Regions from separate parts of the Homo sapiens genome. Here region 1 is linked to region 2. A link is a contact called in ENCODE Hi-C or POLR2A ChIA-PET data. All regions are on one chromosome and are shown on one strand. The core of a region is the stretch at or near the end of the contact, and the rest is flanking DNA. Distances in the headings are between cores, read along the strand shown.

Region 1 (5,959 bases), core at 1,345-3,844, 56 kb after region 2:
AGTTAGGAGAATCACTGGATGACTGCATGCAGAAGGCCTTTAGGGAACCTACAGTCCAATCTCCTTACCTTATGGTGTAAAGCAGGCCCAGAAAGCGGAAGTGACTTGTCCCAAGTCGCAGCAAAACAGGAACAGCCTGAGGCTTAGAACTCACTTCTGATTCCAGAGTGAGGCTCTTCCCTCCAGCTGATAAACATGGTCCGTGGCAGGCAAGGACCAGAGCGAACCTAAGCAGGTTAGGGGCGGGGTGGAGCCACCCAGGAGGCACTAACAGCGCAGCAGCTCATGGGAGAGCTTCCAAGAGGCCAGCTGGCAGCAACCCACCTTGGGTACTGCCGACCTCAACCTCAGGGGGTCACGGGAGCACCCTAGGTGGATGAATTAGCATACAAGTCTCTCTGGTCTGTGCCAAAGCTTTGGGGCCTTGCTAAATTTAGAAATTTGAGGCCAGGTGCAGTGGCTCACACCTGTAATCCCAGCACTTTGAGAGGCTGAGGTGAGCAGCTCACCTGAGGTCGAGAGTTGGAGACCAGCCTGACCAACATGGAGAAACCCCGTCTCTACTAAAAAATACAAAATTAGCCGGGTGTGGTGGCGCATGCCTGTAATCCCACCTACTCGGGAGGCTGAGGCAGGAGAATCACTTGAACCCAGGAGGCGGAGACTGCAGTGAGCCGAGATCACGCCATTGCACTCCAGCCTGGGTAACAAGAGCAAAACTCCGTCTCAAAAAAAAAGAAAGAAATTTGAAAGCAGCCAGCAACATCAAGGCACAGATGGAGCTTGAGCTACCCTCTTCAGGCTATTCAGAAAATTCTCCCAAGGGGAAGTTGGGAAGGAGAACTTCTATTTGGCCCCAGCCTAAACTCTCCTGGAAGCTCGATGGGGCCTCTGTCAGCTTTCCCCTCTGGACCTGCCCATTTGTCCCAGAGGTGCCCACTGAGGCTACCTCAATGCCTGTCAAACTAAAACTTAAACCTAAGAGTGTCTGCAGCATGGTCTCCAGCCAGCCTGATCAGAAGACTATGGAGGGGGCCAGGCACGTGGCTCACACCTGTAGTCCCTGTAATGCTAGCACTTTGGGAGGCTGAGGTGGGTGGATCACCTGAGGTCAGGAGTTCAAGACCAGCCTGGCCAACATGGTGAAACCCCATCTCTACTAAAAATACAAAAATTAGCTGGGCGTGGTGGTGGGCACCTGTAATCCCAGCTACTCGGGAGGCTGAGGCAGGAGGATCACTTGAACCTGGGAGGCAGAGGTTGCAGTGAGCCAAGATCCCACCACGGCACTCCAGCCTGGGTGACAGAGTGAAACTGTCTCAGAAAAAAAAAAAAGAAAAAAGAAGGAGGGGCATACTGACTCCTCACTGAAGAATGGGATAGACACCCTCTATTCTACCTCTCCCAGCAAGGCCATAAGTCTTTGCTCTGAAAGGAGCCAGACTTTAGAGCCGGCTACAGGTGGACATGGGGTGAAGACATCAGGTTGCGAGGGTACCCTCTCTCGTTCCCTAGGAGCCTGGCCCCTGCAAGGAGGGGCACCTTTAAACAATCAAGCATAGTGAGTGGGGCGGCAAGCAGAGCAGAGACACAGACGACAGCGGGGTGGAGCCCCACCAGTCCCTCTGAGTATAAGGCAGAGGGAGTCCCGCTGGGGTCCACATCCCTGTGTGTCTCGGGCTGATTTGGACACAAGGCTCACACATTCATCCTACCTGCCCCAGTGCTAGCTGGCCGAGGATGCCAGGCTGTACCCGACCTTAGGCTGTGCGGCTTGGAACCTGGACCGGGGCAGGAATTGACAGGTTCCCCCAAACAATGTCACTCCCAGGACCCTAAGACCTCAAGCAGCAGAAACCACAATTCTGGATGTTACGTGCAGCGCCAGCTCCTGTCTGCCCTGCCTCCTTATCCCTTTCTCCCAGGGCGACTTTGGACCAGGTCTCGAGGCCGGGAGACCGGCCCCAGCCCGCCCGACCGGGATGGGCCTGGCGCCCGGGGGAGGCCGCGTCGTGCTGAGACAGCTCCGAGCTGCCTCCCCGCAGCCGCGGGCCGCTACAATACGGATTCGGCGGCGAGAGGAAACAGTCTGGCCCTCCAGGGGACGCAGGGAAATCCAACCTTTGGGTCGGGGGCAATTAGGACTGGGAGTCGATACCGCGGGCAACGAATGATGAATGAATAAATGAAAGGATGAACAGAGTGGCGAGGCGGAGATGGGCCATGCGGGGCGTCCCGAGGAGGGTGCCCTTCCTTGCCCCGATGCTGCCGGGACCGTCCCTCATCCCCCAGGTCGCAGCAGACTCAGCCAAGACACCCGGTCCTAGTGCGAACACCTCGCGGGCCCCGGGAGACGCCTGGGCGCGCGGTGCAGCTCTGGCCCGGAGCCCGCATTCCGGCGGCCGGGAAGTGCCTGCCCCGTGGGCAGAACGCGCCGAGTTGCCGCGGCCCCAGGAGCCGTCCTGCCCCGCGCGGCAGCAGCCCCTCGCGGCGGCCTCCGGAACCCCCGAGACCGGCCCCCGGGCCGCAACCCCTTACCCGCCCTCCTCGGTGGCCTCGCTCCGGCTTAAAGCGGTCATCCCGGCGCCTGCACCCAGCGCCCCGACCGCGCGCCGGGACCCAGCGCCCGCCGGACCCCGCCCGCCCCGTCGAGAGCCCGCCCCGCCCGCCCGCCCATTGGCGGGTCGCGCGGGCCGGGCACAGCCCATTGGCCGTTCCTCCCCCTCATTCCCCAGCTTCCCCAGCTTCTCTCCTTCCCCACCTTCCCCAGGTGGGGCTCCAAGCTCTGAGCAGATCCTAGCGCTCGGTTCCCCGGACTGGGAGGTCCCGGAGGCCAGGGCCTGGCGCGGCACCTCCTGTCCCTCACGTCGAGGGTATTGTGTCCCCTCTGGACGCTTCTGTCGTCCTAGTCTTGCGGCTTGGGTCCCTCTGCAGGAACCAATTCCGGCCCCTCTCCAACCTAACCCTTCCCAACATAGAGCTCCGGATAAGTTTCAATTTTACCGTCAGTGGGGAACACCAAAGGGGATATTGAACACCATGGTCTGACAGCCAAGTCACCACCACGAACCCGGGAGCCAGGATGCTCCCACGCACTTTTGCCGGAGTTAACATTGCAGTTTCTCCAAGGAAATACACTTTTGGAGGAGTCTGCAAAGGGGCTGAAGGTGGACACAAATCAAAGGCAGGGAAGCAGAGGCACGTGCGCTCAGTGTGACAATGAGCTTTTGCCTGGCCTGCAGGCCCTTTCCTCTTCCATCCCCACCAGGACACTTGGTCCTTGGGAGTGTGGTCAGGGGAGAGGAAAAGCGCAGGCCAGATTTGGTCCCATTCCCAACTCTCTCCCCCAGCCCTTTGGCACTACAGCATCATGGTGGGAGGGCACCAGCAAACAGGAGGGGTCCCAAGGGGAGCCTAGGTCCACAACTGAGGACCTGGGAGCCAAACCCAGTCTCAGGCGCCCAGAGCTGACTCCTCCTACAGCCCCCATAAGGGATACGCTAATGCAGGAAGACCAAAGTGGAAGAACCATGGCCAAGGCCACTTTGCAATTTGGGTTTATCTACCAGAGTGGGAGGGAGGCCTTGTCCCTGCTCTTTCCCATCTTCGGTTCACGTAAGCCATTAAAGTCTCCCCGCAGCACTGAAGGGGGCAACCTGTAACCCTAAGATAGTAAGCTACTGCTTTCCCAGCGCCTCTGCACCAGGAGGTGGGCAGGATGGCAGGTGACACCACCATAGCTCCCACTGCGGGGCACGAGGCTGCAGCCATTCCCAGCCTGCTCAGAGGGCAGGGTTCAACCACCTCCCCCTCCCCAGCAGAAAAGAGAGGAAACAGGTGCTTCAGCTGTTGTTTATTGACATACAGGTAGGCTCTATAGCAACAGGCCTGGAGGTGCTGCAGTAGTGGGGGAAAATGGAAGGTGGAGGGTGGAGTGTTTGCTGCAGGACAGCTGAGTGGAGGGTGGGGACAGGTGCAAACTGGAGAGGCCTAGAGAGCTAGAGAAGCAAGTAAGGGCCAGGGCCAGAGTCGGCTTCAATGGAACAACAGCCCAGTGCCCTAAGGCCCCTAACTCTTGCTGGCTGTTTCTTGACCCCAAGCCAGGGTTGGGAGTCCTCTGGGCATCCATTTTTTCTAAAGGAACTGGACAGAGTACACACAGGAAAGGAAGCTGTCACCCTCTTGCCATCTGGCTCCAGGGGCCTCCAGTCCAGCATTCCTCCTTCTTCCCTTGATTGGGTGGGGCCACATGATGGGCAGCCAGGCTCTGGGCTGTCCCACTAGAGCAGGCTGCAAACACAGCCATGTTTCAGTGAGGCGTTGATCTTCTTCCCTGGTGTCCCAACCTACCAGTGCCACGTTACAGCCCAGAGTGAGTTCTACAAGCGTTGCTGGCCTAATGGATGGGCTGGGGGAAGGGGGTGGGACAGGGGCTGGAGGAGGGGCTCTGGGGTCCATCACGGCACAGGAACAACACGCATGGTGTTGGTGAAGCCGGAGCCAGGGCGCCATCCGGTCAGCACAATGACCACATCTCCCTTCTTGAAGAAGCCTCGGGCCTTGCCTGGAGGAAGAGAAGGGAGGTTGGTGAGTAAAAGCCAAGCCAGGCAGGTTTGCACCTGGGCAGCTGCCCCATAGCCTGAGTACTGAACTAGGCTGGCTGACCACTACTTCCTCACACCACAAGGTGGCACCAAACTCACAGCCCAGGCAAACAGGAGGAAGGCCCTGAAATGTCCTTATCACTCAGATGGCAGGGTTGGCAGGGACCTTTGGACATCATTCACTATCCTGGAGAGGGTGCAAAGCCTTGCCCAGGGTCAGAGCTAGCTGCTTCCTGTCATCTGATGATACCCTACCTTATACAGGGACAATGGCCACATCAGTACGTAATCTGTGTATGCCACCCCACAGCACAGGAGCTGTGGCCAATTTTATTTAAAAAAAAAACAAAAAACAAAAAAAACTCTCAGTAATGAGCAGATGCCAAAAAATGGACAATTTTGCTTTGAGCCCCAGACTAGAAGAGAAGAGGAACTGAATTGCTCAGCCCTACAACTCAAAGGACCCTTTTCCCTCCTGGCTCAGCTTAGGACTTCGGAGAATGAGAGATTCAGAATGAACATTCCCAATAAGGGAGAGGAACAGTCGCTGGGCCTTTTGCCCCACTAAGGTCTGTGTGTTCCCCTTTCTATTCCCCAAACTTTCGGGGTCCCACAGAAGCCAATGCTCAAGCATCCCCAAGCTCCTCTAGGCTCTAGCCCCTGCTCCAGCCACGTACCAACATTCATGGCAAAGTTCACCCGGAGGTCCACGTCCTCAGCCCAGGCCTCCTGGACTGGGTCCTTGCACAGCACAGGGAAGATGCCACGGTACAGGTGGGCCTGACGAGCTGTCTGGGGATTCCGGGTCACAGCAATGATGGGGGCACGTGGGCGGTATCTGGCCACCTGGTGAGCAGACCTGAGATGGGATGGGGGACATACAGAAGAGACCATTACACGAGGCCCCAGGAAGTACCCTCAGGGCGTTCAAACAGCTCACCCTCTCATCCAGCTCACTGAGGGCTCTGGCCTCTTCAACATCTGCTCCCTAGGACCCCTCCCGAGGCTCGGGCAGCCCCTCATCCTATATCCCCCACAGCATGCTAGGTTACCATTTGCCCTCTACCCCCATTCCACAGGCCAAGGGCTCAGGATCACCTTGACCCAGCAAGATCAGCCTCACCCACTTACCCCACACAGCCCATGGTTGGCAGAACCCCTCCTACACCCTGAACTCTGACACAGAGAGGCAGCCCTGGCCCAATGTCACCAGCACCCATTCCTCTCGCTGCCAATGACAGTGACAAGCCAAGCAGCACGTGACTAGCACCTGACTCTTGACATCTGCAAGGAGCAGTAGCAGAGCTGACCAGCCCCCTGGGAATCAACATCAGGCTTCTCTACTTTTGTGCCCT
Region 2 (5,741 bases), core at 2,957-5,456:
AAATGACTGCTCAAGATGATACCAGCAAATCAGTGGTAAAACTAGGACTAGACCCAGGTTTCCAGAATCTTATCCCATACTACCTTTTAAAAGAAGTCAAAAGAAGTTCTAACTTATATTGTAAACATTACTTCATCTTTATCATACCCCTTGAAGCTAAAGCTATGAAACAGGCAAACACATGTTATATCACTCATGCTCATAGCAGGGCAGAATCAGGAATGAATTTCATTTGTATTAGTCTCATGATTCTCTGTTTTTAAAATTACAGTTCCTTTTAACTACTACCGTAATCACTGTCACGTTCCATTATGGAAGGAGGAAGCAATATTTTATCTTATCTTTTGAAAATTAATGTTGAGGCCAGGCGCGGTGGCTCACGTCTGTAATCCCAGCACTTTGGGTGGCTGAGGTGGGTGGATCACGAGGTCAGGAGATCGAGACCATCCTGGCTAACACAGTGAAACCCCGTCTCTACTAAAAATACAAAGAATTAGCCGGGTGTTGTGGCGGGCGCCTGTAGTCCCAGCTACTTGGGAGGCTGAGGCAGGAGAATGGTGTGAACCCGGGAAGCGGAGTTTGCAGTGAGCCAGGATCGCGCCACTGCACTCCAGCCTGGGTGACAGTGCGAGACTCCATCTCAAAAAAAAAAAGAAAAAGAAAATTAGTGTTGAAATGAAAAGTATTTCCCTTGGAAATTAGTAACTTTTTAGATTCTTTGAATTCATCTTTAATATAAAAATAATTTGTTGTCATTATGCATATTCATTAAGGAGCCAAATAATACAGTTAATGGTATGGTGTTTGGTAAAACATTAGCTATAATTTTAATCTCTGTGCTTCAAGAGGATATTTAAAATTCATGCTTACTGTGTACATGGCAAGTTTCCAGTTCTCATTCTAACTAATCGTTTACATGTAGCACATAAGCTAGAATTTCTTATAGTTACAGTTGACCCTTGAACAACACAGGGGCTAGGAGTGCCAACCCCCGTATGCAGTCAAAATTCTAGGTATAACTTTTTTTTTTTTTTTTTTGAGATGGAGTCTTGCTCTGTTGCCCAGGCTGGAGCGCAATGGCATGATCTCAGCTCACTGCAACCTCCACCTTCCAGGTTCAAGCAGTTCTCCCACCTCAGCCTTTCGAGTAGCTGGGATTACAGGCATGCCCCACCACGCCCGGCTAATTTTTGTATTTTTAGTAGAGATGGGGTTTCACCATGTTGGCCAGGCTGGTCTCAAACTCCTGACCTCAAGTGATCTGCCCACCTTGGCCTCCCAAAGTGCTGGGATTTCAGGCGTGAGCCACAGCACCCAGCCTAGGTGTAGGATTTGACTCCCTAAAAAAATACGCCAGGTGCGGTGGCTCACGCCTGTAATTCCAGCACTTTGGGAGGCTGAGGCGGGCGGATCACAAGGTCAGGAATTCGAGACCAGCCTGGCTGATATGGCGAAACCCTGTCTCTACTAAAAATACAAAAAAAAATTAGCCGGGCATGGTGGCACATGCCTGTAATCCCAGCTACTCAGGAGGTTGAGTCAAAAGAATCGCTTCAACCCAGGAGGCAGAGGTTGCAGTGAGCTGAGATCGTGCCACTGCACTCCAATCTGGGCGACAGAGTGTGACTCCATCTCAAAAAAAAAAAAAAAAAAAAACTTTACTACCAATAACATAGCCAATTAACAATAACATAGCCAATTAATACATGTTTTGTAAATGTATTATATACTGCATAATATATACCTTACCAATAACATAGCCAATTAACACGTTTTGTAAATGTATTATATACATTTACAAATAACCTTACCAATAACATAGCCAATTAACACGTTACCTTACCAATAACATAGCCTTACCAATAACATAGCCAGTTAACACATGTTTTTTAATGTATTATAAACTGCATTCTTACGAAAAAGTAAGCTAGGGGAAAATATTAAGAAAATCATAAAAGAAAATATATTTACTATTCATTAAGTGGAAATGGATCGTCATAAAGGTCTTCATCCTCATCATCATGTTGAGTAGGCTGAAGAGGAGGAGGAAAAGGAGCAATTGGTCTTGCTGTCTCAGGGGTGGCAGAGGCAAAAGAAAATCCATGTGTAAGTAGATCTGCACAGATCAAACCCACCTTGTCCAAGGGTCAACTGTGTATTTTTTTACCACAACCCTATAAAAGTAACTACTATTTTCCAGCCGCATTTTACAGTCAGGTATTTATTGACAATAATATTGTCTTCTAGCTCTTGTTCAGCTTCTGGAATTTCTGAGCAGCCCTCGTCAGTACAAGATGGACCCCGTAGTCTTGAGTTACATGGACAGTCTACTGCGGCAATCAGATGTCTCACTATTGGATCCGCCAAGCTGGCTCAATGACCATATTATTGGGTTTGCGTTTGAGTACTTTGCCAACAGTCAGTTTCATGACTGCTCTGATCACGTCAGTTTCATCAGCCCTGAAGTCACCCAGTTCATCAAGTGCACTAGCAACCCAGCAGAGATTGCCATGTTCCTTGAACCACTGGACCTCCCCAACAAGAGAGTTGTATTTTTAGCCATCAATGATAACTCCAACCAGGCAGCTGGAGGAACCCACTGGAGTTTATTGGTCTACCTCCAAGATAAAAATAGCTTTTTTCATTATGATTCCCATAGCAGGAGCAACTCAGTTCACGCAAAGCAGGTAGCAGAGAAACTGGAGGCTTTCTTAGGCAGAAAAGGAGACAAACTGGCCTTTGTGGAAGAGAAAGCCCCTGCCCAACAAAACAGCTATGACTGTGGGATGTACGTGATATGTAACACTGAGGCCTTGTGTCAGAACTTCTTTAGGCAACAGACAGAATCACTGCTGCAGCTACTCACCCCTGCATACATCACAAAGAAGAGGGGAGAATGGAAAGATCTCATTACCACACTTGCTAAAAAGTAGCTATTGAAGTATATTTGCGACTTTTGAAGGCTCCTCTTTCTGCCCTTCCCCATTTGTTGGATGGCTGCAATCTCAGTGCCTGAGGGAAGATGCCTAGTAGAGGAAAGCTTAATACTCTTTTTCCTGAAAGAATATCATCCTCTGCATTATCCCCATGGAACGTTTCACTTTAACCCTGACTGGGGAGCAATATGTTCTGTGAAAATATCTTGAAATTGTACACCAAAACCTTACAACCAACTTATTTGAACATTTATTACACACAGGGTTTACGTAAGACTTTTCTTATTGGTATATAATTAATTTCCTTTGGTCTCCCTTATCCACATTGGCTTATTCTGGAGGAAAAGCAGTGATCTGTAAAACAAATCAAGAATATATTAAATCTAGAGGAATGCAGAGAAGAAAACTATAAAACAGAACCAAAAACTTGTTGCACAGCCTACATAATTAAGAGATCAACTGGCTGGAAGCAGATCAAGGCCTAACTTCATTCAAGACCTAAATATTATGAGACTCAGTTATTCGGTTTTATGTGACATCTCTTCCATTCACCATGCACAGGCTTTTCCAGCTATCTATATAATGTTTGCAAATATTTGATAAAGATGATGTTACCCTATCTTCCTCCATCTGATTCCTGGAATGCTTGAAGAAAGGGGAAATCTTGAGTAACCTCATTAAAATTAATGTCTGGTGGACCTCTCAGTTTGCTCACTGATTGGGTAGACTTGCTACTCTGGATTAATAACTGCTTTTCTCTGCCTTGTCTATTAGCCATGCACACACTTCCTCCTTATATCCAAAGTTCTTTGGTTCTAAAATTCATAGTTGATACCTTCCCAAGGTTACCTGTTGTTTCAGATAAACATTTGTTCTTCCTGATAGTTATAGGTTTTCCTCTCTGTCCTTAATTCTGGCAGAATTGTTTTTAGTTATGTCATGGTAATTTCAGGATGATTTTTGTATCTGAAACTTAACAGACTTAGAGTTGGTTTGTTTTTTAAATATAAAGGAAGAAAAGTGACCTTTCTCAGCCCTTTTACTTAATTAAAAATGCAGGGAATGTAATTTGTAAAATGTGGAACCAAGAGTAGAACGAAATACTATCCCTCCAGAAGCACTGATGTGTTTCAGTTGTTTCAAATAGTAAACAACCAGATGACATGTTAGGTACACAAATTAATTCTATTCCTAATGAGAATTAGATTGCAAGGCCTATGAGACTTGAAAACCAAAGATGAGCTTCAGCCATGAAACTTATTTCAGCTACCTCCCCAGCCTAACCCTGCCCCCAGCCCTCATGGCCCAAAATAACCTCACCACTCAGTGACCACAGAGAAAGTAACTTGGTTCCTTTTAGCCGAGAAGGGAAAACACAGTAAGGGTAAATAAGTACAGGTTACATAGCAGGCCTGAGTGAGCAGGAGCTGAAACTAAAAGTCAAAGAGAAAGCTATCAAAAAAAGTTTCCATTTCAAGTCGGTACATTTTGGATAAAAACCAGTCCTAATGGAAGATGGGGCTAGGAAAAAGATTAGGAACTGGCAGTCATCCATAGAGGTGAAATACAGAGGGAGGGACAGCAAGAGAAGTGACAAAGGTCACTGATGATAGGCCACAAGTGTAGATAAAGATAAGAAAACAATGTTATTTCAGTGACTGTTGACTTAGGCAGCTAATCTAGACTATTAAAGTCAAATCCTCTCTGGGAAAAGTTATCTTTCTGACAATGCAAAGTATGTTTATTTAAATATCAGAGTATCTTCAATCTGAGAATTAAAGCATATGAAAGCAATCTTTCCTAACTCCCTACGATTCATCTTATAAGTAAATTTATAAGTAAATTTTTAAACTACACTAGTCTTTTAAATATATATAGAAAAATATATATACACACGTATAGACATGTATATGTAATCTATCTACATATATATAAAAAATGCATTTTCCAAATGCATTAGCCTGATTGGACTGTGCCACAGATTAGTGTCCTCCTATGAAATTTTGAGTATGTCATTTGTAAATGTTAGCATTATAAATTGCAGGAGAATTTAAGAATTGACTTGTATTTCACTGGATACTATAGTACCCGGTAAGTTACACACCTGCTTGACCACATACCATTCATGTTACATGACACAAAATAGGAAAAAATCTTTTGCTGGTATTGCGTTCCCTTCTCTCTTAGAGTCAAAAGGATCTATTCTGCAAAATTAATCAAAATATTCAAAAGGAAGGCAGGTTTTTCAAAACTGGGCTAAGCAATTATCAAACTGAACTAACCTGCTTTCAGATATCCTGTTGTATTGCCCGGTAAGTATAGTCACACTTGTCCAACCCGTGTCTCAATATGGAATTCAGAAAAGTTACCATATATAAACCCAGCTATAAATGGTTGTAGAAAATATAAGTATCAGTGGGTTTCCTATGTAATAGTGTTTAAAACACAAATATTTCAACCATTTGGCAAGGTATATGTTGAAGTTCACAAGCGCTGGTCCTAACCAGATCAGATAAAGTGGATTATGTTTCTGATATGTACCTAATTATTTTGACTATACTATAATTTTACAATATGCATATTGACCGTATGTTTTAATAACACATTCCATTGAAATGACCAAGTAGAATTTCTCAGTTACATGGGGCAGGCCGGGCGCAATGGCTCATGCCTGTAATCCCAGGACTTTGGGAGGCCAAGGCAGGCAGATCACCTGAGGTCAGGAGTTCAAGACCAGCCTGGCCAACATGGCGAAACCCCGTCTCTACTAAAAATACAAAAATTAGCCGGGCATGGTAGGTGGGC

Evidence for each region. Hi-C counts contacts between places; a loop is a spot of excess contacts on that map. ChIA-PET counts read pairs that join two places held with the same protein, here RNA polymerase II (POLR2A). Pooled maps may share reads with other maps.
Region 1: a loop to region 2 is called in a pooled map, with 2.2 times the contacts of the local background. The contact joins the promoter of GRAMD2A here to the enhancer-like site in region 2. A Hi-C loop is called at or near these places in 2 of 50 pooled maps. POLR2A ChIA-PET finds 5 or more read pairs at or near these places in 6 of 52 experiments (A549, AG04450, MCF 10A and 3 more).

What each region holds. Positions count from the first base shown.
Region 1 is chr15:72,195,193-72,201,151 of GRCh38, forward strand. GRAMD2A (GRAM domain containing 2A) reads right to left here and starts at 2,595. Exons shown (of 12, transcript NM_001012642.3): 1 at 2,539-2,595. The coding sequence starts at 2,579. PKM (pyruvate kinase M1/2) reads right to left here. Exons shown (of 11, transcript NM_002654.6): 10 at 5,282-5,463; 11 at 3,837-4,564. The coding sequence ends at 4,458. RefSeq lists an enhancer at 2,033-2,212 and a silencer at 2,323-2,742.
Region 2 is chr15:72,137,330-72,143,070 of GRCh38, forward strand. SENP8 (SUMO peptidase family member, NEDD8 specific) reads left to right here. Exons shown (of 2, transcript NM_145204.4): 2 at 2,248-5,741. The coding sequence starts at 2,295. The coding sequence ends at 2,933. Among named protein-coding and RNA genes, the nearest start is that of SENP8, 22 kb to the left of the region's middle. RefSeq lists an enhancer at 4,444-4,533. Within about 2 kb of position 4,207, at least 2 of the 41 ENCODE cell types and tissues checked have a DNase peak (open chromatin) inside an H3K27ac peak, as active enhancers do.